Linked DNA regions of Mus musculus: all the other regions are linked to region 2. The links are chromatin loops, found by intact Hi-C in ENCODE. Cell type or tissue: heart. All regions are shown on one strand. Region 1 overlaps Pbx4 (pre B cell leukemia homeobox 4). Region 2 overlaps Gm45929 (predicted gene, 45929). Region 3 holds the start of Mir7066 (microRNA 7066). Region 4 holds the start of Hapln4 (hyaluronan and proteoglycan link protein 4).

What was found. A loop is a pair of places that touch in the nucleus more often than their neighbours do. Peaks named below come from ENCODE experiments on the same cell type or tissue, not always from the same donor. Only the 100,000 strongest peaks of a DNase experiment are listed, where the experiment ranks them.
Region 1: a loop joins it to region 2, with 12 times the contacts of the local background. A loop is called at or near these places in 6 of 42 quality-filtered maps.
Region 3: a loop joins it to region 2, with 7 times the contacts of the local background. A loop is called at or near these places in 17 of 42 quality-filtered maps.
Region 4: it touches region 2 in a loop (6-fold over the local background); 15 of 42 quality-filtered maps call a loop at or near these places.

Annotation. Positions count from the first base shown.
Region 1 is chr8:69,870,577-69,878,576 of GRCm38, forward strand. Pbx4 (pre B cell leukemia homeobox 4) reads left to right here. Exons shown (of 8, transcript NM_001024954.2): 7 at 2-108; 8 at 1,419-1,716. The coding sequence ends at 1,511. Among named protein-coding and RNA genes, the nearest start is that of Gm33746, 8.8 kb to the right of the region's middle. In heart, a CTCF peak has its summit at 3,768 (motif pointing right); a DNase peak (open chromatin) is centred at 7,608; H3K27me3 peaks cover 4,206 bases.
Region 2 is chr8:70,163,747-70,171,746 of GRCm38, forward strand. Gm45929 (predicted gene, 45929) reads left to right here. Exons shown (of 9, transcript NM_001310055.1): 2 at 483-558; 3 at 1,302-1,505; 4 at 1,784-1,918; 5 at 2,300-2,429; 6 at 2,547-2,680; 7 at 2,868-2,952; 8 at 3,073-3,160; 9 at 3,320-3,742. The coding sequence starts at 505. The coding sequence ends at 3,539. It overlaps Mef2b (myocyte enhancer factor 2B), which reads left to right. Exons shown (of 9, transcript NM_001045484.2): 2 at 483-558; 3 at 1,302-1,505; 4 at 1,784-1,918; 5 at 2,300-2,429; 6 at 2,547-2,650; 7 at 2,868-2,952; 8 at 3,073-3,160; 9 at 3,320-3,742. The coding sequence starts at 505. The coding sequence ends at 3,539. Among named protein-coding and RNA genes, the nearest start is that of Tmem161a, 4.7 kb to the right of the region's middle. In heart, a CTCF peak has its summit at 3,180 (motif pointing left); a DNase peak (open chromatin) is centred at 3,165; H3K4me3 peaks cover 1,245 bases; H3K27ac peaks cover 1,351 bases; H3K27me3 peaks cover 4,381 bases.
Region 3 is chr8:70,100,058-70,108,057 of GRCm38, forward strand. It overlaps Ncan (neurocan), which reads right to left. Exons shown (of 15, transcript NM_007789.3): 8 at 7,384-8,000; 9 at 3,887-4,003; 10 at 2,353-2,466; 11 at 1,844-2,002; 12 at 176-258. It overlaps Mir7066 (microRNA 7066), which reads right to left and starts at 2,529; the gene lies at 2,467-2,529. In heart, a CTCF peak has its summit at 4,653 (motif pointing right); no DNase peak of the experiment used is centred here; H3K27me3 peaks cover 3,973 bases.
Region 4 is chr8:70,083,065-70,091,064 of GRCm38, forward strand. Hapln4 (hyaluronan and proteoglycan link protein 4) reads left to right here and starts at 465. Exons shown (of 5, transcript NM_177900.4): 1 at 465-499; 2 at 1,356-1,476; 3 at 1,718-2,080; 4 at 3,744-4,067; 5 at 5,066-7,798. The coding sequence starts at 497. The coding sequence ends at 5,457. In heart, a CTCF peak has its summit at 4,919 (motif pointing right); a DNase peak (open chromatin) is centred at 4,977; H3K4me3 peaks cover 3,177 bases; H3K27me3 peaks cover 8,000 bases.

The sequences.
Region 1 (8,000 bases), 290 kb before region 2:
GGTCCCTGTGGCCCCTTGCCACTGACCAATGGAAGTGACGTGGTTCTCACTCTGCGGACCCTGGCCTTCCTCCAGCCCCCCACTGGGGGAGTCTGCCTACAGCCCCTGGTGAGTCAGCTGGGACCCCTCCAGGGCTTTGGGGAGGTAGAGGAGCCCTGGTGTTGGGTCTCTGGGGAAGGAAACCCCAAGGAAAGGTGGGAGCATTTAACCTCTGGACTCAGACCCACCTGTCACGGGGGCTGGAGACCTGGTGGAGTGGGGGTGGCTCACACTGAAAAGGCATCTCTGCCAGGCTGGGATACACGTTAGTAACTGGGGTCTAGACAGCCAAGTTGCCTCCAGAACTTTGCCAGGGTGGCAGCTGTGTAGAGCCTGTGACCTCTCAGTCTGTCCTGGGTGTCGGATGAGGGCCCTGCATAAACAGAGTGGGCTCTGGCATGGTGGCCCCATGAGCCCAGCAGCTTCCCTGAAGCTCCCTTAGAACCAGCCCCGGGGCTTGGAGTAGTGCCCACCGGGAGTGAGCTGGGTGAGCCCGGCTCTCTCAGGCCCTGCCTGCCACCACCTTGAGTCCCAGCCTAATGCAAGCTTCAGGCTGTGGAGCAGAGTCTGGGCCTGCTTCTCGAACACCTGAAGCTAAGGTGCTCTGGGACAGAGCCAGCAGGAGTGAGGGAGCGAAGCACCAGTCTGCCCTGCTCTGCCACACCTGCCCATTCCAGCACTGAGCCAAGAGTCAGGCTGTGCCATGCCCTGCAGGAACCCACCTAAGTGTCCTGTGGGTACAACATGTCCCAAGGACACCCTTTGTCTTGTTGTTTGTTTAAGATGATCTCTCTACATACCACTGGCTGTCCTGGTATTCACTCTTTAGACCAGGCTAGCCTTGAATTCACAGAGTTCTTCCTGCCTCTGTCTCCCAAGGGCTTAAAGGAATATACCATCATGACAGACCCATGCCAACACCTTCATACCCATTCAGCTGGCTCTTCTTAAAGGTCACTCTGCCAGCATGGCCACTGTTCTTCTATCCAGCTGCTTCAGCATATGCCTGCCATGGCCTCACTCACAGAGCCTCTAGCACACATGCCATGCCTGATACAGTGGACAAGGACAGTGTCCTTTGAGCTTAGCACATCCATCCAGCTGTCCTTAGACAGATGGGCAGAGTAGCCCCAATGTGTGCTGTGGTCATGCACACTGCAGACAAGCGGAGGCTCCTGCCCCTGTGAGGAAGGAGCCCACAGTCATGGCCTTGCCACAGGCTGCTGGTTCTGACATCCCCCAAGGCATTTGCTGGAGGGGTGTGGGCTCAGAGCCCACCTGGCTCTTTCTGGAACTCCTCTGCTAGCATGTTCTGTGTAGGTACCTTTGGGGACACAGGAACTGGGTAGTCACCCACTCTCATGCTCTTATCTTTCCAGGTCCATAGTAACTGGCAGAGGGCCGCCCCACAGCCAGCCTCATCACCTGCGGGAGAGTCTGGCAGCTTCAATTGGGATGCTGCATCTAATTAAGTTTCTGGCACCTGGCTGAGTGCCATAGGTGACTGGCCCTGTGTCCTGCTGATGACCTCAGAAGTCCTGGCTGCGGCTTTGCCCTTTTTCAGGCCACTTGCCTCCCCACCTTGGTGTGATTTTTTTTTTTAAAGAAACATCAGTTAAGTGACTGACAGTGGACTGTTCATTCTGAGCACCCGATTAAAGTTTTGACCTGTTTGCATTCCAGTGTTTTCAATACAGGCTTGTCTAAGTGACAGGTGACAACCTAGATGCCATTATCAGCTCTAAAACCTTGTGGGAGCTGTGGCATGGCCTCTGCTCTTATTGGGAATGGGTTTGGCTTTGTGGTTCTGTTTTAGCTCTTTTGTGTTTGGTTTGGGGATTTTGAGAATTTGGGAGAATTTGAAGCCTTATCCCATTTCCCCTGTGCAGCAACCAATAGGGCCTTCCCTCCATAGCCTGTACCCTGGAGCGCTTGTCAGGCAGTCCTCATGGCTGTGACCTCATCCTATCAGCCACTATCACAACAGTAACAAAGTGCCCCTTTTCCTACAGCCTGGGAAGAACCCATAACAGGTGGAGGCCACCTTATCCCTGGGACCCAGCCAGGTGTACCCTGTGGCTGCCTGCTATGTGAGTGTCACCATGTGCTCTGCTGAGCCTGAGGGCTGTCAAGTGGTTAGCAGCTACCTGTCGTGACTGGACACTCTCATCCTCCAAAGGCGCTGTCTCCACCATCAGTCTGTCCCCACGCACATCTCCAGGCCCCGCAGCCACTTATCTGGGTTCACCTTCTTCTGTACAGTGTCAGTGGCCCACATCCCACCTGGGATTCTGTATCTAGCTTCTGACAGGAGCACTTTTGAAGTTTTGCCATATTATAGAATGGATCAGGGACTGGAGAGATGGCTCAGCAGTTACGAGCACTGACTGCTCTTCCAGAGGTGTCCTGAGTTCAATTCCCAGCAACCACATGGTGGCTCACAACCATCTGCAATGGGATCTGATGCACTCTTCTGGTGTGTCCGAAGTCAGCTACAGTGTACTTGCATCTAATAAATAAATCTTTCAAAAATAAAAAATATTTTATGTAATAGGCCATTCTGCCTGCATGTATGTTCAAGTACCAGGTGTGTACCAGAGGGTGAGCAGAGGGTGCCAGGTCTCTGGGAACTGAAGTTACGGACAGTTGGGAGCTATGATGTGGTGCTGGGAGTTGAACCCAGGTCCTCTGGAAAAGCAGTCGTTGTTCTTTTGGTTTGATTGTTTTGTTGTTGTTTTCTTGAGACAGGGCTTCTCTGTGTAGCCCTGGCTGTCCTGGAACTCGCTCTGTAGATTTGGCTGGTCTCAAACTCAGAGATCCACCTACCTCTGCCTTCCAAATGCTACGTTTAAAGGTGTGCTCCACCACTACCACCGGGTACAGTCAGTGTTCTTAATCACTGAGCCATCCTTCCCTTTCCCAAAGCCTCACCCTTTTCCACAATTAATTAATATATCGCTGAGCAAGGTGTCTTTGGAGACGAACCCCACTGACGTGCAGAGAAGCTGAAGGCAGTGGCCACTGACACTCTACACATCCCTGCGGTGCACAGCCTGGGACTGAGCACGTTCCCAGCCACTCACATGCTACAGAGAAAAAGCTTGAGAATCTGGAAGCTTCTCTGGCTGAGGTGAGGCACATGAATAGGTGGAGGAGGGTATTACCTGCCCAGAAGCCTGGCTAGGGCCAACACCATCCTGAGCCATTGACAGACCGGTATTTGAGGCTCCCACCGTCCCTGTGAGCCCTGCTGGGACCACAATTGTCTCAGCCTCTGAATGGAGAACGGAGTGGCAGAGAGAGAGAGAGAGAGAGACAGAGAGACAGAGAGAGACAGAGAGAAAGAGAGAGACAGAGAGAGAAAGAGAAAGAGAGAGAGAGAGAGAGAGAGAGAGAGAGAGAGAGAGAGAGAGAGAGAGAGAGAGAGAGAGAGAGAGAGAGAGTCAGTCAGTCAGTCTCAGGAACACTGGCTCAAGGAAGGAAGAGCAGTGGGAGAAGAGCCATAGAAAGGAAATGGAGACAGCAAGACTAAGGAGGGATAGGCCTGGATCTTACTGGAGAGGGCAGGTTTTACCTTCAAGAGTTTCAATGATAACGCAGTGTAGATGCCCTCAAGCCCCCCTGATGCCTCTGAAGGAACTATGGAAGCCACAGACAGCGAATGAGTCAAATCAAGGAAAAAGCAGGAGGGACCTTAGGGAACCTCACAGGGCTCAGTTGCAGTTACGTCTTTTGCCACGAGGAGGCGCAGTCAACCTAAAAAAACTAAATCCCGTCTCCAGAATTCTAAAGCAATCTAAAAACTGGAAGGAAGGCTTCTGAGCCTCAGTTTCCCTATCTATAACGTAGGGAGGTCACAGGAACAACCGTTCTGGGGGAGGTCTGTGAGCAGAAGCCAGGAAAATGTGTCACCGTCCAGCACACAGATGATAAGCAAAGCATAAATACTGGACCGAACCCATAGGATCTGAGGACCAGCAGAGGCCCAGGTGTTCGAGGAGAGAGGATCATGGAGGTGGAACTGCCCTTCAGGCACTCGAAGGCCAGCAAGCCAGCACTTCCTGTGGGAAGGAGATCCAGAGTTTAACAAGGCCATGCAAACAGTCTGGAGGTATGGGGGAGATGTGTTCTCCCAGGACATCCAGGAGGCTAGTATCAGGTTGACTGCAGTAGCCCTGCCCAGCAGCAGGTGCCAAGGCCTGCCAGCAACATTCCTCAGTGCCCGGCGCCAGGCAGCCGCTCCTGCCGGATGAAACGTAAGCTGGGCCTGGCCGCGTGGGCCTCGTGTTTTTCCAACGGCTTCTTCAGCCACAGCCTGACCACAACCTAGATTCCGTAGGGCTAGCCACTCCGTGTTTGTGTTCAGCCTGGCCAGACAGTAGCGGGGCCAGGCCGGGGGCCTGGGCCTCCCAGATGGTCTGGCTGCCTGGCCTGAAGCATGTTCTCCTCCACCGAGAAGCCCTTGTTATAGCTACTCAGCTATTCTTTCCTTTCTTTTTCTGTTTTTCATTGTTTTTGTTTTGAAACAGGGTCAATGTAGCTCTGGCTGGCTTTGAACTTACTACAATAGCCTAGGGAGGATGGGGAATTCCTGATCTGTTTCTACCCCTCAAGTGCTGGGGTGATAGGTGCCAACATGCCGGATTTGGCTTTCAAACCTTAGAGTCTGGCTGTGCGTGGTGGCGCACGCCTTTAATCCCAGCACTTGGGAGGCAGAGGCAGGCGAATTTCTGAGTTCGAGGCCAGCCTGGTCTACAAAGTGAGTTCCAGGATAGCCAGGGCTACACAGAGAAACCCTGCCTCAAAACAAAACAAAATAAAACAAAACCCTTAGAGTCCGCTTGGGATGGGGTGGCATCCACTGCTGTAGGTTCAGTCCAAGGTTGTGTGTAACTGGCCCACCTGTGGGGCCACCCCAGCCTCCGTCTCATCTCCCTAGCTGTGAATTAGGGATACCATTAAAGCATAGGCATACAGCTTTAATCCCACCCTGGTGGAGCTTAAGTTCCAGCTCAGCCTGAGCTACATACAAACCCCTGCCCCAGCAGACATCAAACAAGCAGACATAGCCTGTGTTCAGGTGTTGGCAGGGTCTAGCCCAATCTAACCCAAGAGAGTGCAGGTTTGAAGCCTGAGCAGGGCTTTGCCTTATGCACCAGACTTAGAGCTCCTAGGGCAGATGCTGATCCTGGAGACAAAGCTCACCACCCTCAACTCCCCCTCATGAAAACTTACAAACAAAAGGAAAACTCATTTTAAGACTTTCAGTCCTCTGGGTCTGGTTTTGGAAAACTCCTATTCACCTTTGAAATTTTCCTGTCTTCCAAAGCCCTGGCCCTACAAGGAGTTTTTTGTGCCTGTTTCGCTTTGACTTTCGAGGTTCCTGGGGTCTTTACGCTTATCTAAGCATAGCTCTCCACGTATTATCTTGGCAGTGGGGTGTGCTTTGTGTGTGTTCCACACAGGATCCTCACAAGACCAGGGGTTAACCTATAGTCTTCATGAAGCAGGGGCTAACCTGGCCCTCGGTGTGTGTGAGGGTCAGAATCCCTCAGGCAGGAAGAGGGGGTGGGAGCTATGGCCTCGCCTCTGCCTGGCTGGTCCTCAGCCCAGCTCTGCCGTGCTCCAGCACCGCCTGGGGCCAGACAGCCTTTGAGGACATAGCTGAGGTTTGGCGGCGCTGCCCGTTTCAGGCTGAATCAGCACAGGGAGGGATTCAGGCCTCTACTGCAGAAGCAGTTGGGACTTTGGAGGCCCGGGGTTCCCTCAGTCCACTCCTCCCTTGGGCTTCGAGAGGGTGAGATGTGCCCAGAGCACCCAGATGTGGACAGCCGGACTCTGTAGGACAGACATATTTGGAGAAGGCCTGAGGCAAGCCATCCACCATGCGAGGGAGGCTGGGTGACTATGGGGCGCAGGTGGGTGTGGTGTGGGCCCGTGGCATGGGGCTCCATGCTAGGGTGTCCATTCCCCCATGAGCCAGAGGTCACAGTGCCTAAAGCATTTTCAGGTGTCCTGCGATGACAGACCAAAAGGTGACCAAAAGGTGCTGGGTGGTAAAAGAGGGAATATTTGACTGTAAGGGACAGAGATAGGGCGTGGCCAGGAAAGCCTGACCTTGGCTGATGACTGGCAGGCGGGTTGGCTCTGACTGACACCTTGGCTCTATGGCCTGGGCAGAGAGGTCTTGGGTGAGGCTATGTCTGTCTTCCTGTGTTTACCTCCAACAGCTGGGAGTCCCCTCTCCCCATGCTGGTCCCCTCCCTATCACCTGCCAGGGCCCCCATCTGGAACCAGCCCCAAGGTATCAATCATCCCCCTCCCCCTGTCCCCAGTGATGCTCCTGCATCCTCTGCTAACTGAAGCCAGTGCCTGCCAGGCCAGCTCCAGCCCTTGGGGTCTGAGACTGGGACAGACCCACCTCTGAGACTGATGAGAGAGACAGACAGTGGGGAAGTGGTGGGTGGCCACGCCAGGCCCACGAGGCTCCTACAGAAGAGCCAGATATGTTCTGCCAGGACTGAGCTTCGAGAGAGAGGGAGCGCTGGGCCAAGTGGGGAGAGCAGCCCCCGTGCCACCCGAGGAGCGAGTCCCAACGGCTGGGGAGAGCTCCTTGGTTCGGGGGAGTGGGGCAGGGAGAGAATCTGTCCTAAGACATTGTGTAACCCAGGCTGGGCCAGCAAGCCTGCTCAGTGGGTAAAGGTGCTTGCTGAACAAGCCCGCAGTCCCAAGTTCAATCCCTGGAACCCAAATGAAGGAGGAGAGCGAAAAGTAACTCCACGTGCTCTCTGGACTCCATCATCATGTTGTGGCATAAATGTGCCCACACATACACAAATGCCCAAAACGAAAGAAGAAACTGATCTCTAAATGTTGCTCCACCTAGAATCCGCTTCCCTCCCTCGGTGTCACTTGCTTGCCCCTCTGTGTTGCCCCTCCAGCCTTAGCACATGTTGTGCCAGCTGTCTGCCTTGCCTTTCCTACCTCACTGTCCAGCCAACATGTCCTTCAAGACCAGTTCCTAGCAAGGAGTGGTGGCTCACACCTGCCATCAGCTCTCAGGAGGCAAAATTGGGAAGATCAGAAGTGCAAGGCTATCCTTGGCTGCATAGTGAGTTTGAACATGAGGTCCCATCTCTAAGGAAACAACCAAACCAAACCAAACCCAGAGATAGCTACTTCATCCCCAGGCTAGTGTCCATGACAGCTGTGTGACCCAAGCAGTCATTCTCCTGAAAACAAATCTTGGGACCCAACACACTATGTATACACTACGAACCCTCAAAGCAAGTGTAGTCTCAGGGCCACATCCCAGCAGCCCCCCTGCATGTCTGTCTTGCAGCCCTTCCTTTTGGATTCTGCTATTTTCAGGCTTGTTTTAAGCATTTTACTGGTCCAAGATTTTTTTCTATGCCATGGTGTGAGGAATTTTAAGAACCCCTGGTTCTAAAATTATAAAATCTAAAGTGTTGAGGGCAGGACATTGGGCCTCCAGTGCCCCGAGCTGACCTCAGGGAGGCAGGAGCAGGGTCTCTGGGGGGAGTTTGGCCCTGGTCCCCCTCCAACCCCAGCCAAGGGGCGTGTCCTGGCAGCCCTGCTGGGGGTGGAGGGAGGTGATGGATTTTCCAGAAGCTATGACTGAGGTTCCAAGAGGGAGGGCTGGGACTGAGCACCAGGACAGAATGAAGGCAGAGCCGCTGCCAGTGCAGGGTAACTCTCCCTTCTCTGGAGTCTTAATTTCTTAATGTAAAAATTGGGGGTGAATTCTGCCCTGTCACTGAATAGGCTAAGAGGGAAAGAGGTCCACAGCCTTCTGGGCCTAACTAGAGATGGGTTCCCACTAGCCCTACTCCACACTAACAAAGACACCAGGGATAGGCCAGTCATCCCCCCCCCCCAAAGCCCAGCTGGCTGCCCCAGCTGGCAGCCAGAGAAGCCCCAACACTTTCTCAATGAAAGGT
Region 2 (8,000 bases):
GAGTGCTAGAGCTATATCTGTGGAGCGTTGTGGTGGACAGAGGAAACCTGAAGGTTGTCCTGTGCCTCCATGCATGCTCAGAGTGATGCCTACACACACGCGCACACACAGTAGATGTGTTCCACATCTGTGTCCATGGCGCAGAGCACATGCTAATGGTCCCTTCCATTGGGCAAGTGATGTATTATTCCTTGCTGTCCTCCATCTTTCCTGTGGAGCTGAGGCTTGCCTGGATCCCAGCTTCTTCCTGCCCCAGCTGCCTGGGTGCGAGGGAGGACACGGACCTCCACATTGCCTTGCATTTATTGAGCATGGAGTACACTCAGCTGGTGCCCAGTAGGGGCTGCCTGGATTAAGTGGCTGCCTTCCTTCTCCCTGTCATTTTATTATGCTGGGACTTGAAGAGGGCAGGGTCAGGATCGAGGCTGGGTACTGTTTGCCTTGTACTGCTCACACCTTCCTTCTGCCCTCTTACACAACAGCCGCTCTGCACAGCTACCCACGATGGGGAGGAAAAAAATCCAGATCTCACGAATTCTAGACCAAAGGAACAGGCAGGTGAGTTCCCAGGTGGCGTTACCATTATAGGGGGAATGGCATTCTGGGCAGGGGCACATCCAGGCCAAAGTCAAATGGTCTTGCAGAGAAGTCTTGAGTCCTGAGGCCATCCTGGGGAGTCTGAGTGTGACAGAAAGCGTGGGTTCTGTTTCTGGGGCCCAATCTTCCTTTCAGAAGGGAACTGGACATTTGGGTGGAGTTGCAAACGCAGAGAGCTTTCCTAGCTTCAGATGGAGACTGAAGGAGAGAAGCTTGCTCTGCACTCATTTAGGAACATCCTCCTTTAAAAAAGATTTATTTATTATATGTATACACTGTAGCTGTCTTCAGACACTCCAGAAGAGGGCATCAGATCTCATTATGGATGGTTGTGAGCCACCATGTGGTTGCTGGGATTTGAACTCAGGACCTTGGGGAAAGCAGTTGGTGCTCTTAACTACTGAGCTGTCTCACCAGCCTTAGGCGCACCCTGCTTTAACCCTCCTCCACCCCCTCCTGTCTCTGTGCTAACCACTGAGCCATCTCACCAGCCTTAGGAACACCCTGCTTCAACCCTCCTCCACCCCCATCCTGTCTCTGTGCTAACCACTGAGCCACCTCACCAGCCTTAGGAACACCCTGCTTTAACCCTCCTCCACCCCCATCCTGTCTCTGTGCTAACCACTGAGCCACCTCACCAGCCTTAGGAACACCCTGCTTTAACCCTCCTCCACCCCCATCCTGTCTCCGCCCCTGTGCTGTAGGTGACTTTCACCAAGCGCAAGTTCGGACTGATGAAGAAGGCTTATGAGCTGAGCGTGCTTTGTGACTGCGACATTGCCCTGATCATCTTCAACAGCGCGCAACGCCTCTTCCAGTATGCGAGCAGCGACATGGACCGGGTGCTGCTCAAATACACCGAGTACAGTGAGCCGCACGAGAGCCGCACCAACGCGGATATCCTTCAGGTACCTGAAGCCGCCTGCAGTCCCCGGGCACATCCTGGCCGGTTGGTCACTGTGTCACCCTGTTAGTTCTTGATCCTTTCCTCTAACACTAAAGGGACTTGAACTTCAGGGGAACTCACAGTGGTTTTAGTCCCTGGGGTCCCTCTGGAGCAGGCCACGCCCATCTGTATCTGTCTGTGCAGTTTGGCTGGAGAAGGTCTCTCCCAAGTACCTGAGAACCAAGTTCTAGGAGTCGGATAAGGTCTGAGGGCCCACCCTGTCATCTGCTGTTCCCACAGACACTGAAGAGGAGGGGCGTGGGCCTTGATGGGCCCGAGCTGGATATGGAGGAGGGGCCAGAAGGTCCTGGAGAGAAGCTGCTGAGGACACTGGGGGGTGACAGAGGCTCGGCCTCGCCCCCGCCTCGGATCTATGTAAGAGGACTTCCCTGTGCCCCCTCTCACCCCCAACACACTTCCAATACACAGTCTGAGTTTGAGACTCCGGGAGTAGTGCTAAAAGGCCAGACAGGGGAGCCACTTCGTGGAAGCCAGTCTTGTCCTGGATGGGTGAAGAATGCACTTTATGACCCGGGCTTCGAAGGGCAGTAACAGTTCAGCAAGCAAGTCTTCCTGCCACAATTTCTGACACCCCATGCTCTGCAGAGGGAGACCTCAGCCCTGAACAAGGCTATGCAGCTGAGATGGAGCCCACCTGGCAACCCCAGCCTTGGGTCTAGGCCTTAATGGAGACCCTCAGAAACTTCTGAGGCACAGAGCCCCCTCTGCCTCATTCTCTCCTCTCTCTGTCCACAGCCCGTGGCCCCCGCAATGTCGGTTTCAGAGCTGTCCTACCGGGTCCCACCAGCCACTCCAGGCTGTGATCCTGGCGGGCTGGGGGAGGCCCCGTCTGTCCACAGCCGCCCGCCTCACTTTCGACCCCCGGGTGAGCGAGCGTTAGCGTTAGCGTGTGGGGAGGGCAGAAGGGCACGAGGAACCCGGGCTCTGAACTCTATGAGTGACACGACAGCCTCTCTTTTCCTGGGTCTTCACCTCCCCCCAGGCCTGGGACACCCGATCTTCTCTCCAAGCCACCTTGCGAGCAAGACGCCCCCGCCTCTGTACCTGGCGACTGATGGGCGGAGGCCAGACCTGCCCCCTGGCCTGGTTGGTGCCCGAGGGGGATTGGGCACCTCAGTGAGAGGGGAGAGAGTTGGAAGAGGATAGAGGAGGAGGAGGAGGAGGAGGAGGAGGAGGAGGAGGAGGAGGAGGAGGAGGAGGAGGAGGAGGAGGAGGAGGAGGAGGAGGGAAGGAAGTGGGAGAGAGGAAGGAAAGAGGCAGGTGGTCACAACCAACTACAGTTTTCCCTCTGTTGTTCCTGCAGAGAAGCCTGTACAGCGGCCTGCAGAGTCCCGGTGCCCCAGGCCCCGCTCTGGGTAGCTTTGCCTTCTTACCATCAGGCTCCACAGGTGCACCCAGCCCTGTCTGATTTGCCTGACCGTTGTGGGTCCCTCGCCCCAACCCCAAGCCCGGGAGCGGGAGGGTTGGAGTACTGACAGGATCTCCGCTCACCCAGCCTCTGCCCGTAGATTGCAGCCCGGGAGACGCAGCTCAGGGACCCCTGCAACCCTCACCCTGGCCACCAACGAGGGACGCTGTAGACCCCGCCCGGCCAGTGTGAGTTGGGCGCCCCCTGGCGGCCAGGAGCGAGACTCGTCTAGACCAGGCTGAGGGTGGGGCTGTGAGATTTAGAGAGAACCCCATGGCCTACAAGCCTTCTTACCTATCTTGTGGGTCTCTCCTCTTCCTGCCTCCCTTCCCCCATCTCTCCAGCAGTGCCCGCAGTCTGTGCAAGGAGGGTCCCCCCAGCCGAGGGGCCTCCCCTCCGACACCTCCGGTCAGCATCAAGTCTGAGCGACTGTCTCCAGTCACTGGGACCTCTGGCGACTTCCCCAGGTCCTTCCCCTACCCGCTGCTCCTTGCCAGGCCCCTTGCAGAGCCACTGCGGCCCTCGGCCTCCCTGCACCGCTTGACCCCTGACAGCTGGCCACGGTAGCGCTCCAAGAGGTTCCTCCAGCCTCCACAGAGTTCCCGAAGTCTCAGGTTCCCTATACCACCAGGACGGACGGACGAGGGCACCCACTGTGCATCACTAAGGCCCTGTCCCTTCCTGGGGGCCGCTGCATCAATAAAGCCCAAGGACTCGGGAGGGCACTGGGCAGCCCCTAGCTCAGAGCTCCCGAGCCTGGAATAGCCACACCCAATCTCCTCAAAGATCTCTTTTTGCCTACACTGGCTTTGGGGTGCATACCACAGAAACGGGTTCCAAGAGGAAGGCCAGGTAGAAGGTGGGGTGACCTAAGAAGGAGCCACAGGCATTGCATCGCCACCAAGGATGAGCCAGGAGGTCTGAACTGCTCCTGGAAGTGTGACTCTCGGATGAGACCACAGCCATGTCACCATGGCAGTGAGAGTAGGAGTAAAGTGGTTGCCTGTGGTGACCAGGACAGCCTGGGACTGAGAACACTTTTTAAAAGGTAAACAGGAGCCGGGCGGTGGTGGCACACGCCTTTAATCCCAGCACTTGGGAGGCAGAGGCAGGTGGATTTCTGAGTTCGAGGTCAGCCTGGTCTACAGAGTGAGTTCCAGGACAGCCAGGGCTATACAGAGAAACCCTGTCTCAAAAAATAGAAAACAAAAAGTAAAGAGGGGATGCTCCAAAATGGCTCATGTGGTAAAGGCCCTTGCTGCCAATCTTGTGGACCTGAGTTTTATTGTTGGAAGTTCTGTTGGTGGAAGGAAAGAACCAACTGCCTTCAAGTTGTCCATTGACCTCCCTACGTGTAGGTGCTCCCCCTACAGATGCAAATGAACGGATAAATATATAAATGGGGAGAGGAAGGGGGAAAGGTCGATGGTAAGAGAGCTTGCTATGCAAGCGTTAAGATCTGAGTTCGAATCTCTAGCATTCATATAAAAAGCCAGATGTGGTCTAGATGCCAGAGTAAAGTGGGGAAAGGATGGCTGGGGCTTAGTAGCCCAGCTCCAGCTTAAAGACAGATCATATCTGAGGGGAATAAGACACCCACTCCCTTTCTGTGTCCTCTGAGGCTGTGTTGGCACGGTTCTACAAGGAGACAGACATAATATATGTAAAAACAATGAAAGGGTGGAGCAAGAGCTTTGGGGCTGCACCCTTCCTCCTCCAAGTGTGTCCTGGGCTGCAGAGATGGCTCAGAGGGTGCAATGTTGGTTATGTCATCATGTGACTAGGGTCCAGTCCCGAGTGTCCTGGTCACAAGCCCAGGGTTCCACAGACACTGCTAATTAGAACTAGCTCTGCTGAAGGTTTGCTGGCTGCTACTCTAGCCTAGAAAGTTCTGTGTCTGGTTCAGGCAGAGTCCCTGTCTCAAAGAGGACACCTGATGTCCTCCCACAGCTTCTGCCAGGGTGCAGGCAAGTATACCGGGAAGCTCGCATTCATGCGAACCGAAATGATGATTGTACAAGAATGCCTTTTAGTTTTAGAGGGGGTGGGGTCCTCTAGGGCAAGATGGCTGCACTTGTGGGAAAAGCACTTGCCAGCTCTGAGTTCAGCCCCAGGAGGAAATGCACATGGCAGAAGGAGAAAACGGACCCCATGTGTTGTCCACTTGTGGCAACACCACACCTTTCCCCAGTCAGCATTTCTCAACCCGTGGGCCACCGAAGATCATTGGAAAACACAGATATTTACTTTGCAATTCATAACAATAGCAAAATTACAGTTAAAAGTAGCAATGGAAATAATCTTATGGTTGGGGGCTTACCACACCATAAGGAACTGTATTAAAGGGGCTTCTTAGCATTAGGAAGGTTGAGAACCACTGGCGTAAGTCCATGTAAAAACAAGATTTAAAAAAATAGGTTTCTAGGCTCAGCCCTCTCTTTCCACCCAGTCCTCCTGGTCTCCATTATGACACCACATCCTGGAGCAGGAGGGAGCAAGGTTGCTTGGGTGCTTGGGTGGCACTTAAAGGGCCTTTGAAACTCAGTAGCCATCTTTTGCCCGGCTGTTCCTGGCTCTGCCCTCCCCCGACGAGTGCCTCAGACACCACTGGGGTTGGGGCAGGGGATTGACTATGGCCTTAGGCCACTCCAACACTAAGAAACAGAATCTGTGAGCACTCAAGACTGAAGCCAGGTTGTGAGGCCCAGCGGGACCCAGAAGAGGCCTCAGGGTTCTAGAATGATCCTCAGGGCTTCCACAGCCCAGACATTGAGCCAGTAGGGCATGAGGAAGTTTCTGAAAACCAAACAGGCCTGGGAGGTGGGGAGTGGTGTCCTATGTCTTTAACTTCAGCACTCTGCAGACGAAGGTGGCAGATTTCTGAGTTAGAGAGCAGCCTGGTCTACATTAAATTCTTACCCTGTCTGAAAACGACGCCACACTAGAGACCAGGCCAGGAACCTAGAGGCTGGAGCTGATGTAGAGGCTGTGAGGGAGTGGCTGGCTCAGCCAGTTTTCTTCTTCTTTTCCATTTTCTTTTTGTATTTCCAAGGCAGACTTTCTCTGTGTAATAGCCCTGGGTGCCTGAAACTCAATCTTTAGACCAGGCTGTCCTCAAACACACAGAGAACCGCCTGCCTCTGCATCCAGAATGCTGGGATTAAAGACGTGGGCCATTACCCCGGTTTAGAACCCAGGACCACCAGCCCAGGGATGGCACTGCCTGACTTAGGCTGGGTTCTCCTACATCTACCCCTAGTTTTAAAAATGCCCTATGTGCTTGCTCACAGCTCAGTCTCCCAGAGGCATTTCTCAATTGGCATTCCCTTCTCTCAGACTACTTTAGCTGTGTCAAGTTGACATAAAACTCCAGCACACAGGACTACACCAGACCATGAACGAGACCAAGATGGCTCAAAGACCAAAGCAGCTGCACCTCAAATCTAGACAGGAGTTTGAAAAACCACCAGGCATGGTGTAGCAAGTTTGTAACTCCCAGCACTGGGACGCAGGGATACCCATCTTCTGTCAACAGGACATTTTGAGTCCAGAGGGTCAAGGTCACTGTGAATTACCTCACATGGACATCTGCACAGATTAATAACCAGTGGTGAGATCATCACAGAGGCAGCACAGTCAATGTATGGACAGCATCCTAGGAGAATGTGCCCACAAGACAGCCAGACACCCAGGCCTGTCCAGGACTTAACCAAGATAAGAGCTGCCCCTCCCTCCCTCTCTCAAAGCCGCTTGGGGAAGACTGTAGGGTCCTAAGATGACAGTTCTTGCTCAAGCTGTATCTGAGGCTGAGGTTGTTGTACATGATGCTTTGGTTTAGAAAACAAAAACAAAAACAAAAGGAGGCCTGCCAGCTCAGGGTGCTCTCAGGTTCACAGCCCTCCTGACCTAGCTGGATTCCATGTAAGCCCCACCACCCTACCCTGTGGGTCTAACTCTAGCATTTTCTATTCCATGAGCCCAAATCTCCCCATTGTTGTTTGAGCCTTTTGGAATTTATGTTTGAATCATTAGGAAGATCAGGCTAGCTCCAAACTATCAAAAATGGCTTTCTGTGTCTGGCTAGTACAGGAGTTAGAGATGTGAACCACTAAGGCCAGTCAGCACCCTCTTTTTAAACATTAACTACTATCATGTCGATGGAAGCAAGTGTATAATGCATGAGTGGAGTGGAGGTCAGAGGTCAACTCGCAGGCATGATTCTCCCTTCTACCATGTGGGTGCTAGGGTTGGAACTCAGGCCCTCATTGTGGTAAAAAAACTCCTTTGCCCAAAGAAACATCTCATCAACCTAACAAGTGTTCCTTCCTGGTTTTTACTTTATTTTATTTCTAGACAGGGTTTATCTGTTAGCTCTGGCTGTCCTGGAACTCACTTTGTAGATCAGGCTGGCCTCGAACTCAGAAATCCACCTGCCTCTGCCTCCCGAGTGCTGGGATTAAAAGCATGCGCCACCACGTTCGGCCCTGGTTTTTATTTTTTTTTCCTGTTTTTTGTTTTGTTTTTGAGACAGTCTTAAAATATGAAGCACTAGTGGCTTCAGTCTGGCTACACAGCCTAGGCTGTCATTAGTCTTAAAACATGCTCCTGTCTTAGCTCTCTAAGAGAGAGGACAGCTATGCGATCCACTATGCCGGGCTGTCTAGTGAGGAGGGTGTGGCTCAGAGAGTGACGTGCACACACACAGACATCCAGGCTACTGTCTGAACTGGGGTGATGGTGTAGTGAGCTGGGGAGGTCGCTCATACAACACAGGTCTTACGTTTGCATGGTGAGCTCCATCCGTGGTGAGTGAGAACACTGACCGGGCATGGTGAGACACATCTGTTACTTGAGCATTTTACAGCAGGATCAGAACCTCAAGGTCATCCTTGTCTACATAGAGAAGTTCAGACCCTACTAAAACCAAACAGGGTTAGCAAGCCTGTTCAGCCGGTTGAGGCTTTTTCTGTGAAGTCTGAGTTTGATCCCCTGGGGTCCACATGATAGCGAGAGAATTGACTCTAGCAA
Region 3 (8,000 bases), 64 kb before region 2:
ATCTCCAGCCCCTCACTAGGGGTTCTAGGTGGGTCTCATCTTCCAAGCCACTCCCCAGAGCTGCTGAGGATTTATGATGCCCACCAGTGAGTGATTGTTTCATAGGAAGGTAAACTGAGGCCAGTGGGCAGGGCCACAGGGCTCAGCAGCCTGAGAACAAGCACCTGCCACTCACCAGTCCTGTGTTGTCTGTCCACTGGAAGTCCCTCTCTACTGTCCGGTCATTCAGGCCGATCCACGAATTCTCATGTCCAAAACCTGTTGGGAGAAAGGGCTGTGAGAGTGTGCACCTGCCCCCGGGTGAAGGCGGAGAGATGTCATCGAGGGACTGTCTTCTCTTTCCCCGGCTGATGAGAATCACACAGGGTGGAGCTGGCAGGGAAAATGAACTTGGTGGTTAACCAAGACAAGGATAGGCAGCAAGCATGGGCTTGTGAGTCAGGAGACCCAAGTGTGAGGGGGTGGAGGAGAAAGGACCAGAAGTTGGGGGTTGGGTGGGAAGAATGGAAGAGAGTTAGCAGAACTGGGGGGTGAACAAGATTTAGAGGAGGGGTGGGAAGGAGGAGGATGGCAGACGGAGAGCCCCACCTCTGCCACACAGTTCACACAGGTTCAATGTGCTACGGAGTGCAGTAGAACATGGGGGCTTGCAGAGGTGAGGGAGGCCCAGAGCCCTGGCCAGCCACGGCTACACATGTAAGGGAAGGGGAATCCGGCAGCCATCAAGGACTAATGCAGCCGGGGAGAGACCGGGCATAGCCCTTGCCAGGTCTTTCTGAAAGGCAGGAGTGGAGGCAGCGGTCACCCTGGGCAGCCCTGGCTGAGGGACAGAGCATCAAAAAACCAGAAGCCAGTTCAGACTACAGACAACGAGCCAGGTGAACATGGTGAATTATACAGTGAACAAGGGTCAGTGTCACTTGAGGAAACCCACAATGACTAAAGCACATCACTGCAGAGACCCAGGGTCCCCGCTTCCATCTTCCCACTCACATCACTGCAGGGATACAGGGACCCTGCTTCCATCTGCCCACTCATGTCACTGCAGGGACCCAGGGCTCCCTCCCTTCCATCTCTGTACTCTGTGGGGTTTTTGTTGTTGTTGTTGTTTTGTTTTGTTTTTATATAATTATTATTATATAGTGCTATTATATGATTATATATAGTGATATTATTTTTAACACTCTAGGAACTGACAAACAAAACAGAATTCAGAGCTGGGCGTGGTGGTGCACGCCTTTAATCCCAGCACTCGGGAGGCAGAGGCAGGCAGATTTCTGAGTTCGAGGCCAGCTTGGTCTACAGAGTGAGTTCCAGGACAGCCAGGGCTATACAAAGAAACTCTGTCTCAAAAAACCAAAAAATAGGGCTAGAGCAATGGCTCAGCGGTTAAGAGCACTGACTGCTCTTCCGAAGGTCCTGAGTTCAAACCCCAGCAACCACATGGTGGCTCACAACCACCCGTAATGAGATCTGACGCCCACTTCTGGTGTGACAGCTACAATGTACTTACACATAATAAATAAACAAATCTTTAAAAAAAAGACTGCATATTTAAAAAAAACAAAAAATAAAATAAAATAAATAAATAAATAAATAAAACCCAAGGAATAATACAATGAGATGCAAATAATGCATGGGTCAGGTCACGCATTGTCCACTTCGACAGTCAAGCTTGATGACCGTCCGCTTGATGGTCAAGCCCCTTGGCCTCCATGAGTGTCACTTCCTGGTGACACTCTCGCCTTACCTGTCAGTCACAGCCCTGACAAAGAACTGGGAAGATAACATGTGCACTGGTCAAAGGACAAGTGCCAACCCCAGCCCACTACCCCGTCCTTACTGTTAATGAACTTGTGCTCTTCTGGCGAATGGACGCTTGTCAGGTGACCAGCTCGGCGCCTGCAATCTCTCTCTGCATCCTCCCAGGCCCGGCGATGGGCAAAGTACCGGTAGCAGTGTCCCTGGAATTTGTGCCAGCCACGGTCGCAGCCTTCTGTGTCTGGGAGGCAGCACAAGATTATGAGGGGACTGGTTAGCACAGCACACATGACACCCAGACAGACATGTGGCCACGACACCCATGCACATAAAATTAATTAATTAATTTAAAAATCTTAAATAAAATAGGGCCAGCAAGATATCTCAGGAGGTAAGGGTGATTGCCACCAAGTCTGAGGAGCTGACTAGACATGGTGAAATGAAAGAGCTGAGCCCTGAATGTTTCCCAACCTCCACACGCCTGCCATGGTGTGCGAATGCTCCCCACCCCCACCCGCTATGTGTCCGTAATTTAAGTATATAAAATAAAGACTCAGGCAAGACTTGAATGTGTGTTAGGCGGAGACTCACCCTTCTCACACAGGCTGCCCCCATAGCTGGGGAGGCAGAGGCAGATGAAACCATTCACCTCGTCGATGCAGGTGCCCCCATTCTCGCAAGGGCTGCATAAGCAGTCATCAATGTCTGGGAGGCAGGCAATGGGTAGAGGTCAGAGGTCAGCCTCTACTCATTTCCCAACCCACAGGGTCAAGGTCTTTCTCACCATCCCCTGGATACCCACAGGGATTGCTCTGCAGCTGTGACACTGGTGAACATGAGTGGAGTGACAGCAAGTGCCATGGGGTAGAAGAGTGGGACTCAGGCACTTGGGGTACAGCAGCCCAAAAGTTTACTCACAAGGGCTCCACTGGCAGTATTTGTAAACAGAACCAGACGCTTTGCCCCCTAAAACAATCCTCCCATATGAGTGTGTGTGTATGTGTGATTGTGTATGAGTGTTTATGTGAGTGTGTGAATGTGTATGTATGAGTGTGTGTGTATATGTGATTGAGTGTGAGTGTATATGTATATGAGTGTGTATGTGTGTATATGCACGTGTATGTGTGTGCATGTGTATGAGTGTGTATATGTATAAGTGTATGTGTGTATAAGTGTGTGTATGAGTGTGTGTGTGTGTGAGTGTGTATATGCATATGTGTATGTGTGTGCGTGTGTATGTGAGTGTGTTAAGTGAGTATGTATGTGTGTGAGTGTGTGTGTATGAGTGTGTGTGTGTATCCACATGATGCATCTGTGGGAGGCCAAAAGTCAATCTTGGGTGTTGTTACTCAGCTGTCACTCATTTGGATTTTTAAAATACAATATTTTAAAATGATATTTATTTATATTGTGTGAGTTTATTTGTTTTGGAGAAAGAATCTCTTTATATGTAGCCCTGGCTGTCTTGGAACATGCTATGTTGACCAGGCTGGCCTCAAACTCACAGAGATCCACAAGCCTCTGCCTCCTGAGCACTGGGGTTTAAGGCGTGTGCTGCCATGCCTTGCCCTCATTTCTATTGTCAGCTATGACTCTATAACTCCCAGCATGATTGTGAAATCAAGCAAAGGATGCACAGTGATCAAGAAATTACACCATAGGGGCTGGAGAGATGGTACAGAGGTTAAGATCCAGAGGACCCAGGTTTAATTCTCAGCAGACATAGTTGGCTATGTTTGGTTGCATATATGTTTGTGGCACCATCTGTGTGCATTGCCTGCAGAGGCCAGAAGGCATTGGCTCTCATGCAACTGGAATGAGCTGAACCCAAATTCGATGTATTTATTTTTATTCTATGCCATTTCTATTTAATGTAATCTCCTATTTAGCAATGTGAGTGGTACCCACTCGGCTGTGCACCTGGATGAGGGTGGTCTCCCCATAGCCCTTTGCTTGCTGGAGAGCATCCAACCCTTTCCTTGTCCTCCCCACAACCCCTAATATTCATGGTAGGAAATGGCTCTCCCTCCTGAGCAGCTCAGTGATCTAGTTTGAACTCAGATAACTTCAGTTGTGTCACCTGGACTCCCAGGGACAGGACAGTGCTCTGAGCTGGGACACTCACCAATTTCACAATTCTCCCCAGCATAGCCCTGGTCACAACTACAGCCATACACGGTGCCGTTGGTGTGGCAGGTGCCCCCATGCAGGCAGGGGTTGTTCTCGCAGGGATCTGTGGGATCTGTGGGATGGACAGGCAGTGTGAGGACGGACTGGACACCATGCCATTTTTCATAGAATCCAGAACTCAGTCCTTGTCTGTGGAGTCCCCTCTCTTGCTTCTCCAATGAATGGGTCATATGCTTTGTCACCACTCTATCTGCTCAGGGCAAAGTCCTCTCCCAGGCCATACTAGATTGGTTCACCCAGGGACCAGAAGACAAGTTGTAAAAGTTAATTCTCACTGTCACCATGTGGGTCTTGTGGCTTGAACCCACGCCCTCAGGCTTAGCAGCAAGCACCTTTATTCACTGAGAACTCTCACCAGCCCTGCCCAGTTCCCTCTTGTACTTAAGGCCTTCTGTGACATTCCATATGGCAGCCATTCACCCTATTCATGCTTAAATTAATTAGAACGAGATGATGGATACAGTCCTATGAGCCACGTCAGTTTGATCACTCAGCGAGTGCTGCTGTAGAATATCAGCTTTCAAGGCATGCAGTCATTACTAACTGAACAGTTGGGGGTAGCTGGCTGTCCTGCAGTGGCTGATATCGGTCTCCAGGGCAGTGACACTATGAGACAGCGGGCTCTGGTATGTGTGATGTGCTTGCTGAAACCCCAGCCCTGTGCTAGCACGTCTGGGGCAGAGGATGATGACACTTGACAGCCACCAGGTGTCCCCACCACGACACCTGCCCACAGCTATTGCTGACTCAGCTGACTTGGTGTATTTTCGACTTTATTAGCATTTGTGTTGTGGGTGTTTCGATACCCTTCCCACCACAGCCACCTTCTGTCTCCCACAGCCAGGGTCACCCCCACCCCCAGACTTCTGATTGCAGATCCTCCAATTAACTTTCAGGGACAGCACAAGCTGCTGTCAGTTGCACTCGGCATCTTTAAAGCCCGAGACATAGGCTCCTCTTCCTTTCCTCTCTCTTCCTTTCTTCCTCTTTTCATTTCCTCCTTCCTGCCTCCCTCTTTTCCCTCCTTTCTGCAGTCTCATGTAGTAATCCACACAGTCCTTGAACTCACTCCTTAGCTGAGACAACTTTGAAATCTGGCCCTCTGCCGTTACCACTCCACTCCCACCCCCGTGCTGGGGTGCCAGGCATGCGCCAAGCCCGACTCACACACTCTAGTTTTTGTTTGTTTTCTGTTCTACATCAAGTTCCAGCCACAACTGCATGAACATATTAAGTGCTCAGATCTCCCCTTGCCTCAGTTTCCCCACAAATAATCAAGAACCATATAAGGACTTGTCCCATGAGACGTTATAAAGTTAAGCCAACCTGGCTGGTCATGGGGTTGGCAAGATCTCTAGGCCAGCCTGGGCTACAGAGTGAGGCTCTGTCTCCGAAAAAGAGGGAAAGCTTCGGAGATAGCTCAGACCTCAGAACAAGCCCTTGCACCCACTTCAAAATAGTTGGTTATAGCCAAGTATGATGCATGGCATTTTTTTTTTAAATCCAGGCACTCTAGAGGCACAGGCACATGGATTTCTGTGTGAATCAGAAGCCAGCCTGATTGAGCTACATAGCAAGTTCCAGACCAGCCAGGACTACATAGTGAGATCCTATCTCAAAGGTGGGGTGGGGGCAGGAATGAAAAATTCAGCAGTTAAGAACATTGTTTAGCTGGGGGGTGGTGGTGCACGCCTTTAATCCCAGCACTTGGGAGGCAGAAACAGGCAGATTTCTGAGCTCGAGGCCAGCCTGGTCTACAAAGTGAGTTCCAGGATAGCCGGGGCTATACAGAGAAACCTTGTCTGGAAAAAAAAAAAAAAAAAAAAAGAACATTGTTTAGAGGTTTGATTCCCAGCATCCACTTGGCAGTTCACAACCATTAGTCCATCTGTAGCTCTGATTCTAAGGAATCTCCATGGGCACCAGGCACACATGCAGTGCACGTACCCGCAGGTAAAACCCTCAGAAGTATGTGCCTCTAGTTCTAGCTCCAGGGAGTAGAGACAGAGTTCCCAGGGGCTGACTGAGAGACTGTCTTCAAAACACAAGATGGAGAGCTGGCAGGATGCGTGAGCAGATGAAGGTGCCGATGCCAAGCCTGTCGACCCAAGCTTGCTTCTTGGAGCCCACACCGTGGAAGGAGAAAACCCTGCCCCCAAAGGCACTGCCTGATCTTCACAAGAGTGTTACAGCAGGCACATACACATGTGCATGCTCACACACATCAAATAAAGGTGGCCAATGCCTGAAGATAGGCCTCCACAGACTGTACATGCATGTGTTCATATGTGTACCAACACATATGCACACACACCTGCATGCACATAAAAAATATGAATGAGTTTTATAAAACAAGCCAGGTGTGGTGGTCTGAATGAGAATGACCCACAGGTTCATATATTTGAATGTTAGTCACAAGAGCTGTGGAGCCCTTTGAACAAAATAGAAAGGTTACAAGGCATGGCCTTGTTGGAGATAGTGTGTCCCTGGAGGTAGGCTTTGGGGTTTTAAAAAGCCCATGCCAGGCCCAGTTCTCTTCTCTCTGCATCCGCACCAGGATGTAGCTCTCAACTCTAGCTCCAGGACCATGCGTGCTACCATGGTGACAATGGACTAAACTTTATTCTGAAACTGTAAGCCAGCCCCAATTCCATGCTTTAGGAGCTGCCTTGATCATGGTGTCTCTTCACAGAAATACACTGGGGATGATGGCAAACACATATTAGTTCACCATTCAGAAGACTGAGGCAGGAGGATTGCCACCACCTTAAGGCCAACCTGGGTTACAGATGGGTTACAATATTGTTGGTCACTGAGTCAGCTCTTGCCTCCCACTGTCTCCATGGCTCCTGTCCCTGCCGTATCCACGACTGGATCAATCCAGCTGTGGTTCCTGTCTGTCCTAGATACCACTCTTCTTTCCCTGCCTGGGATGCAACCAGATCCAGCTGTCTTCTCGAGACATGAAAATCATTTAAGGCCAGCCTCCTGCATCACACTGCCCTGTACCTTTCAAAGTAATATGAACATTTGAAAACAGCTTTCCAAATCCAACCCCGACCTCATGGGCCCATGCTTTCATCAATGACCACATGCTTTAGATGTTAAACGTTCCCACTGTTAGCCAGGCAAAGTGCTGTATGCCACAGGTGGATCTCTGTGAGCTGGAGGCCACCATGGTCTACACAGTGAGTTCCAGAACAGCCAGGGCTACACAGAGAAACCTTGTCCAAGCAATAACAACACAACACAACACAACACAACACAACACAGAAAGGTTTGATGTAACCTGCTTCCTGACCTCTGACCTCTAGCATCACTGTTTGTTAGAAAATTCCAGTCCTCCCAGGACATTTCCTCTGCTCCAGGAACCCCTAGCCTCCTGTCCCCAGGTCCCGCCACACTAGGACAGATGGAGAATCCAGAACTTACCTTCCTGCCCGCTGGCCACCTCTTCCCAGAAGCCCTTCACGCTTGGACTCTCAGCCACAACATTCAGGTCTGATTCATCCAAGCCCAAGGATACAGGTATCAGAGTGCTGGGTATGTCCCACAGTCCTGTGGGTTCCCCTGAGGAAACTGAGGCCACTTCATCCATGGGGACCACCAGGGATGACCAGGGGTGCGAAGGCAGAGTGTTGAGAGGCTCCAGTGACTCCTGGGCCACCATCTGGCCCTTAGGCTCTGGGTGGCCTTCGGAGCTTGTAGAGGTCAGTGTGGGCATGCCCTGAGCCCTAGCCATGGTCACAGCTATGTGGGTGCTAGAAATGGCACTTCTGGATTCAGACTCCCAAGTGGCATCAGCAGTGCTGGGGACCACCTCCCTGGTGGCCTCCATAGGGCCCTCGGTGGCACCTCCCTCCAAAGCCACTGTAGGTTCCATGCTCACGGCAACCCCATGGGCTTCCATGGGTGTGGACTGGGAGCCAGGGTCTAGTCCTTGGCCAGGCAGTGGTAGCCAGGTGGCCAGCACCTTCTCCACAGTGGCCTGTCCGCCTGATGTGGGACTCCCTGGTAAGTCCAAGACCCCAGACTCAGTCCCTAGGATG
Region 4 (8,000 bases), 81 kb before region 2:
AGAATACTTGAGTAACAGTTGTGTGTCTCTACCATAAAATAAAGTGTGTTGGGGTGGCAGGGAGGCTCGTGGACTTGAGTCTTTCCTGTGCTGGCAGGAGCTGGAAGACTTGATTAAGGAGCTTGGCCGACCATCTTAGTTTACCCTTCTGCTCACTGGGTGGTTATATGGGACTCCTATGCGGCAGCACGCCTGTCATCCCAGGTGTGGAGTACCAGCTCAGTCCAGTGAAACTAGTCAACTTAGTCCTCGTGGGTGAGAGGTTGGGATGGGTCACTATTACAGTGCTCTCAATTCCCCGTGCTGGGGGGTGAGGGTTGTCCCACCCCCACCCCGTGCTGTGCGTGCGCACGCGCGCGCGGCACCTTTAAAGCGCCCTCCTCTGCTTGCAGGCAGACGCCCGGATTGCGCGACCGGCAGGACCAGCTGGCCAGACCGCTGTGCGCGTGCGCAGTTGGGGAAGCGCACTGGCCGCTCAGCAAGGGCCACGACCAGGATGGTGAGTGCCACGCTGCACTGGTTTTCGAATCTCACATTTGTCTCTGTCTCTCTTCTCTCTGCCTCTCTCCGCCCTCTCTTTTCCTCTTGCCTCCTCTTTCTCTTTCTTTGGCACTTTCCCTTTCTCTGCCTCTTCAATGTCTCCCCCATGTTTGGGGGTGGTGGTGGAGAAGAGCGCTCACTTATTCTTTTTCCGTGTCTCTCCCACTAGTATCTCCTTCCTCTACCTCTGAGTCTCTGCATCTCTGATCCTACACCTCTATTTTTGCGTCTCTGGGTCACTGTCTCTGAGTCTCTGGGTCACTGTCTCTGCGTCTCTATTTATGAGTTTCTATCTCTGCGTCTCTATCTCTGTGTCTCTGCATCTCTGTGTCTCTGAGTGCATCTTTGCGTCTCTGTCTCCGAGTCTCTGGGTCTCTCTCTGTCTTTGCCGCTGTCTCCGGGTGTCTGTCTCTGAGTCTCTATCTCTGAATCTCTTCCTCTGAGTTCCTGTGTCTCTGTCTCTGTCTCTGTGTCTCAACTCTGGGTCTCGCTCCCTCTATCTCTCCTGGCCTGGCTCAGTAGCCCGTTGCCCCCCACCTCTCCAATCCTGTCCCTCTATCCCCAACCCCCGCTCGTGCTGCCGGGCTTGCTGCAGTCTCCTGGCGCGCTGATAACCTTGCGGCCCCGGTCCGCGCTGCTGCTCCCCCTCCCGTGCGCTCCCGTAACGGGGGCAGGGACTTAGGGAAGACGAAAGGAAATCTCCTGACCCTCCGTCAGTTCCACGGTTGATTCGCGCCTGAGACCCTTTTGGGGAGGGCTGGCAGAGCTAGGGGCTGTTGGGGCAGTACAGCTGGAAGCAGCTCCTGTACCCGCAGGCGTGTGCTCCAGGAGCCCTCGGTCACCGCGCACTCTGGGCCGTGGCCTGGGGACTCCTGCTGCTGGTCCCCGTGCTCGCAGGGGCGCAGCGTGGCAGGAAGAAAGTCGTGCACGTGCTGGGTGAGTTTTGTGGGAAGCTCTGGTCATCCCCTGCAATCCCCAATACACGCGTGCGCGCGCGCGCGCGCGCACACACACACACACACAGCGGTGGCCTAGAGTGAACGATGGGAGTGGGATGGGGTGGCGGATTGCCATGGTCCCCTACATTCAATCTCTGAGCTCCTTTCCCATCCTAGACCCACATCCTCTCCCTGAGGGACCCTACCGCACCTTTGACCCCTGATTGGTCGCCCCGCAGAGGGCGAGTCCGGTTCCGTGGTGGTGCAGACGGCGCCGGGGCAGGTGGTGAGCCACCGCGGTGGTACCATTGTCTTACCCTGCCGTTACCACTACGAGGCGGCCGCCCACGGTCACGACGGCGTCCGCCTCAAGTGGACGAAAGTGGTAGACCCTTTGGCTTTCGCCGATGTCTTCGTGGCTCTGGGTCCCCAGCATCGAGCCTTCGGTCCCTACCGAGGGCGGGCCGAACTGCAGAATGACGGACCTGGGGATGCCTCCCTGGTCCTCCGAAATGTCACCCTTCAGGACTACGGGCGCTACGAGTGCGAGGTCACCAATGAGCTGGAGGATGACGTCGGCATGGTCAAGCTGGATCTGGAAGGTGACCACAGCATGGGCAGAGAAAAAGGGGTACAGTGGGGGGCAAACTGAATGAGGTTGTTTCGGTAGAGATTTTGTCAGGCAGGGGAATAGCTCATTTAAAAATTACAGCTCTTATTTAATGTATGTGTATACTAATATATGCCTGTGGTTAGGGCCAGAAGAGGCCTCCCTTCCCCTGGAGTTGGAGTTACAGGTGGTTGAGAGCTGCCTGGTGTCAGTGTGGGGAACAGAACTCTTTTTGGCTGGAAGAGAAACAAGGAAGAAAGAGGTCCCCCCCCTTTTTTTTCTTCCCTTCTAGACAAGGTCTCACCATGTAGCCCTGGCTGCCTTGGAACCCACTACATAGATCACGCTAACTTTTGTTGGGATAATCTTTTGGTGCACTGTGTGAAGGCCTGCCTAAGGCACCTTCTGATTAATTTAATAAAATCTCAACAAGCCTTGCATTTGCAGCGATCAGCATGCCTCTCAAGTGAAGGGATCAATGGTGAGGGCCATCCCTGGACTGAAGAAAGTGTTTTTTTAAACCGCTGAGCCATCTCTTCAGCACTAGCTCTATGACTAAGACAAGGTTTAATGGACCCCAGGTTGGCTTTGAACTCTTGAGCTTTCAAGAAAAAAGTTATTGAATTTTGGTGTGTGCACTTCTGTGTGTGTGTTTACGAGTGCACACATGCCACGGTTCTTGAATGGAGATCACAAACAATTTGCCGAATGGATTCTCTCCTGGAATAGAACTCAATTTGTCAGGGTTGGTGGCAAATGCCATTACCTTCAGAGCCATTCAATTGACACTTCTGAACATTTTAACAATGGAAAATTGTAGCTGTCTTCATTAGATGCTTTCTGTTTGCCAGCCACTTAGCTGAACGGCTCTCTGGAGCTTCTCATTTAATTTCCTCAAATCCCCAAGGTCGACAGCTATTAACCTAGAGATGAGCTCTGCCTCAAGAAGGCTATGGCGTTGCCCTGGGCATCTGTAGGTGAGGGGCGTGGCCAAGATTCGACATCCTGTCCATCAAAACTCTAGGGCTTCACCATAGCTGGTGTTTGCATCCTATCCTGGAATAGGGGCCAGCATGAGATTCTGCCTAAACCCTGTCCTTCAGCACAGAAACACTCCAGAGTTGGGTTGACTGAGTTTAGTGAGAAATAAGTTTAGAGTCACAGTCCCAGGCAGTTGGAAGGGAAACACTTTAAATAATACTGGCAAATCAGAGGGCTTGACACCTGCCCAACTGTTTCAGGGCCCAGGGTGTAGGAGTACTGCCCTAGGGACAGGTCTTTCCACTTCAGTAGTGAGTTGTCAGAACACTGGGACAGAGGACATTAAGAGTTGAGTTTTGATGGATGAATTAGGCAGCTGGAGAAGGATAGAAAGAACATGCATGAAGGTCTGTGGCCATGGAAGAGTAGCCATGATTAAAATGTATTAAGGCAGAGGAGCACATTCCACGCTTGAATCCAAGGACACATAATGGGCGTGAGGGGGCTAGAGGTGCGGCCGGGTCCGAGGGCTGAGAGAAAAGTGAACTGGAAGGTTCTGTTTCGTGTAAGGTGTAGTAGAATCCAGTGCGTGTGTGTGTGTGTGTGTGTGTGTGTGTGTGTGTGTGTGTGTGTGTGTAACCCTGACAGACTCCTATTTGTCTTCGTCCACCCAGGGGTGGTCTTCCCCTATCACCCGCGCGGAGGTCGCTACAAGATGACTTTCGTGGAAGCGCAGCGTGCTTGTGCCGAACAGGATGGCATTTTGGCGTCCGCGGAGCAGCTGCACGCGGCCTGGCGCGATGGCCTGGACTGGTGCAACGCGGGATGGTTACGCGATGGCTCGGTGCAGTACCCAGTGAGCCATGCCCGGGAGCCCTGTGGCGGGACTGGGAGCACTGGAGCTGGTGGCGGCACCAACGGGGGCGTGCGCAACTATGGATATCGTCATAACGCTGAGGAACGCTACGATGCCTTCTGCTTCACGTCCAACCTCCCGGGTGAGATAAGTCTTTTCCAAAGAAGCGGGTCTCCAGCACTTATTTCCCGCCTTCTTGAAAGAGACCTGTCCCAAGGACCTAGGCCCCCTAAATACATAGGCTTCTCCCTGAAGGGGACCCTTCTTCCCTCTCTCCTTCCTCTTAATCATTATGTCCTCTCCCAGGAAAGGAGGCCCTCTCCTCCAGTTCAAAAGCTCTCTCCCTGGAGGGACACCTGCCCCACATGCACAGGCTCTGACCCATGGAGCCTGGCCGCTGATTGCATAGTCCCAGTCCCCTAGAATGAGGTCCGCCCCAGGCGCATATGCCCCGCCCCTTAGGGAGAAACCCGCCCCAAGTGCCTAGTCTCCAACCCTTTGAGGAAGACAGCCCTAACCGCCTAACCCTAGGGCCTGGCAGGTGGAGGGAAGTCTGTCTCAGAAACATAGACTCCATCCCTCAGGGTATAGGCTTTTTCTCTCTTGAGGAAAGACTTCCTCCATGGGCTCCGCCCCAAAGAGATAGGCACAAATTAAGCCCAAAGCCCCCATCCCCGCCTCCCTGAGGAAGACCTGTCCGAAAGACATAGAGCCTACACCGTGGTTGAAGGTCCATTTCAAGAGTGTGGACTCTGCCCACAAGAACACAAGAACACAAATCCTATGCCTAAGGACACAGACACTACGCTAAGGCATAAGGACACTAGAGAAAACCTTTCCCAAACATAGGTCGCGCCCCAAATAAGAGCCCTGCCCAATGGACAGAAATCTCCCTGAAGTGCATAGACCCTCCCTCCAAGACCATTGTCCCCCACCAAAGTGAGCAGGCCCCGCTCCTCCGCCTTGCCTCCGCTTTCCAGGCTGCCACAGGGGGGCAGTGAAATGCCACATGGTACCAGCATCGCACTGGCGGTCCCAGGTTGCAGTGAATGGGATGGACTAGGCTCAGGAAGCCCTAGGACGCTAGAGCCTGGCGGGCCTATCCCTGGCCGGGGTCTAACACACTCTCGGGTCCCACAGGCCGCGTGTTTTTCCTGAAACCGCTGCGACCTGTGGCCTTGGCCGGGGCAGTGCGCGCGTGCGCTGCGCGGGGTGCCACAGTGGCCAAGGTCGGGCAGCTGTTCGCTGCGTGGAAGCTGCAGCTGTTGGACCGCTGCACTGCAGGCTGGCTGGCGGATGGCAGCGCGCGCTATCCCATCGTGAATCCGCGAACTCGCTGTGGAGGTCCTCGGCCCGGCGTGCGCAGCCTGGGTTTCCCTGACGCCTCCCGACGTCTCTTCGGTGTCTACTGCTACCGCGCTCCAGGTGCCCCAGATCCGGCTCCAGGCGGCTGGGGCTGGGGCTGGGCCGGCGGAGGAGGTTGGGCTGGAGGGTCGAGGGATCCGGCTGCCTGGACCCCGCTGCGTGTATAGATCTGGAAGGATGCGTGTTTGGGGGTGTTAGTGGCTGATCCAGTGGCCTCATGCACCCCCTGGATACCGATCACGTCTCAGAGTCTCAGAGATTCCTTGGACATATGACACACCCCTGCGGTGCACTGCAGACTGATCTAGCTACCTGTGGTCTTTGGACATTGACCATACCTAAGGTCTCCTGGATAAGCGACCTACCCCTGCGGTGAGCTGCAGGCTGACCCACTTGTTGTGGTTCTTGGTCGCTGACTATGTTGCCCTCTGAGGATCCCCTTTGGATAGTGGATATTTCATCTTTTAGACTTTGCCCAGAAGAGTCATACTCTCCCTAATCCCCGGGACCCCAGTAGACCAGCAGGACTCTACGGTTTCCAAAAGATGAACCTTCTATGGCCTTCTGAAAAACAGGTGGACACCCCCCTCAGTCACCTGGAGGCTGGACCCCCAGGATTAACTGGAGACCTGCCCCCAAACCTTCTGTATTTCCCGGGAGCTGGAAAACTGGTCTTGGATCGTCAGCTGTACACTGACTCCATCACCTGGTGAAGAAACAGAAAACCACAGGTCACAAGATGATCGTGCCCTGTACGAGCAAGTGACCCAGATTCCCACTCTTTCAGAGAGTCTCTTTACGTTTTCAAGGTAGCATACTTTGTCCCTGGGTCAATATGGAGGACAGACCCAACACCTCTGGTGTCACAGGAGAGTCTCCTCAGCTGGCTCCTGGAACAGCGGCCATGCCTATCCCTCAGGTTTTCCTCTGACCAGAGAGTAGACTCGCTTGAATGTCCCGTCCCCGGGCTCCTTGGGGGATGTCACCAAAGAGATTCCCTCAGACAAGAAACCCCTAAAAATCTGACTTGCAGAGACAAGCTGCTCGGCTTCTTAAGGTCACATAGGCCACCAATGCAGCCTTACCAGGCTCACCCGCTACACCCACAGAAATGGCACATTCTGCCTTCCTCTGTAACCATGGTTACCACACTTTTCCTTTCTTACTGGCCTAAAGCCTAACACCTACCACTTCATTTTTGTCTGTCCCTGCCCTGGTGGACTGCTGTGGAGACAATCTTCCCCACTGAGTATCCTCAGGGTAACCCAACATTCAGTTCTCCAGGCCTCTCCATGGAAACAGCTGCCCCTTTCCCAAAGAGCATCTTCTGTTTCTCTCAGTTGCCCAAGCCCCGCTCCTAGACAGTTTGAAACACCCAGACTGTTGCCATGGAGTCCAAACCTCTGGTGTCCAAGGTAACAGAATACCTGTCCCTTCAAGGCTTTCCCCTCCAGGGTCCCATCCTGTCCAACTGTTGCCATAGAGAACGTCGGTGTCTCCATGACAACTGACCTGCAGCACTCAGGAACTTCTTGCTATGGGTCCCTCTGACTGGAGCTGCCTGCTGTGTTCCTCAGGCGCCTGACAAATGTCCCTTCTTCAGATGGGCCTATGCAGGACTCTGCTTCTGGAACAGCTATCTGCACCATCCATTTGCATGCTAACTTTACTCCACCCAGCAGCTGAGCAGGAGCCACCACTGCAACCCCCTCCAGCATTTTAAATGTTCACCCTGCAGACTAGGAAACTGAGGCTGTGGTACCGCACAAAGGCCGACCTTTCCTTCTTGGAAATCAAGGAGGGCAGATTCTCCCTGAAACCATCAATTTCAACCCATTTCTGAGGACCCATGTGTGCTCAAGGGTCAAGACCAGCCCAAATGCAGGAGCCTCCAGGTCTCAGATGCTGCTGGAACCAGCAAGTACCCTTGCCCACACACTTTCCTGCCTGCCCCATCTATCTCGGCTAATTCCACCCCTGAGTCTGGAAGCTAAGGGGCTGTGGGCTCCAGTCACACCTTTTGTTCTAAAGTGTGCAGCCAAACACTTATCCAGACTCTTCTCTGGGCTAGGATTGTTCTGAGGTCCCCAGCAGCAGCCTGCAGCCCAAGTTCAATAAACCTTTGTTTTTTCTGGTGAATGTGAAACAAGGCTGCCAGTCCCTGTCAGTGCAGTGGGCTTCTCGGTTCAAAAGTGGCTCCTCTCCCTTTTTTCACTGCTCCAGGATCCTGTGGGATCCTCTCTGACCTCCTCATGTGCCCTGGGGCATGTGTGCATACACATGAATCATAGTAACATGTCATCTAAAAAACGTTAAGTAGGAGCTGGCTGTAGAAATGAGGTAGCCAATCTGTATTTTTATTTATTTGCTTATTTATTTTGTTTTTTTTGAGACAGGGTCTCACTGTTTAGCCTTGGCTGTCATGGAACTTGCTACATAGACCAGGCTTGGCCTTGAGCTCAGTGATCTGCCTGCCCCAAGTGCTGAGATTAAAGGTGTAAGCCACCACTGCCTGGCCAATTTTTATTTATTTTTAAGTTTTTTTGTCAGTATTTCGTGTGTGTCTGGTGCCCCTGGAGGCCTGCTGAAGGAGCTGGACCCCGTAGCTAGAGTTAGAGATAGTTTTGCTGCTGCATTTGGAAGAGCAGCAAGGCATCTTAGTCAACTAAGCCAGCTCTCTAGTCCCGAATTTTTGTTTGTAAACTTGACT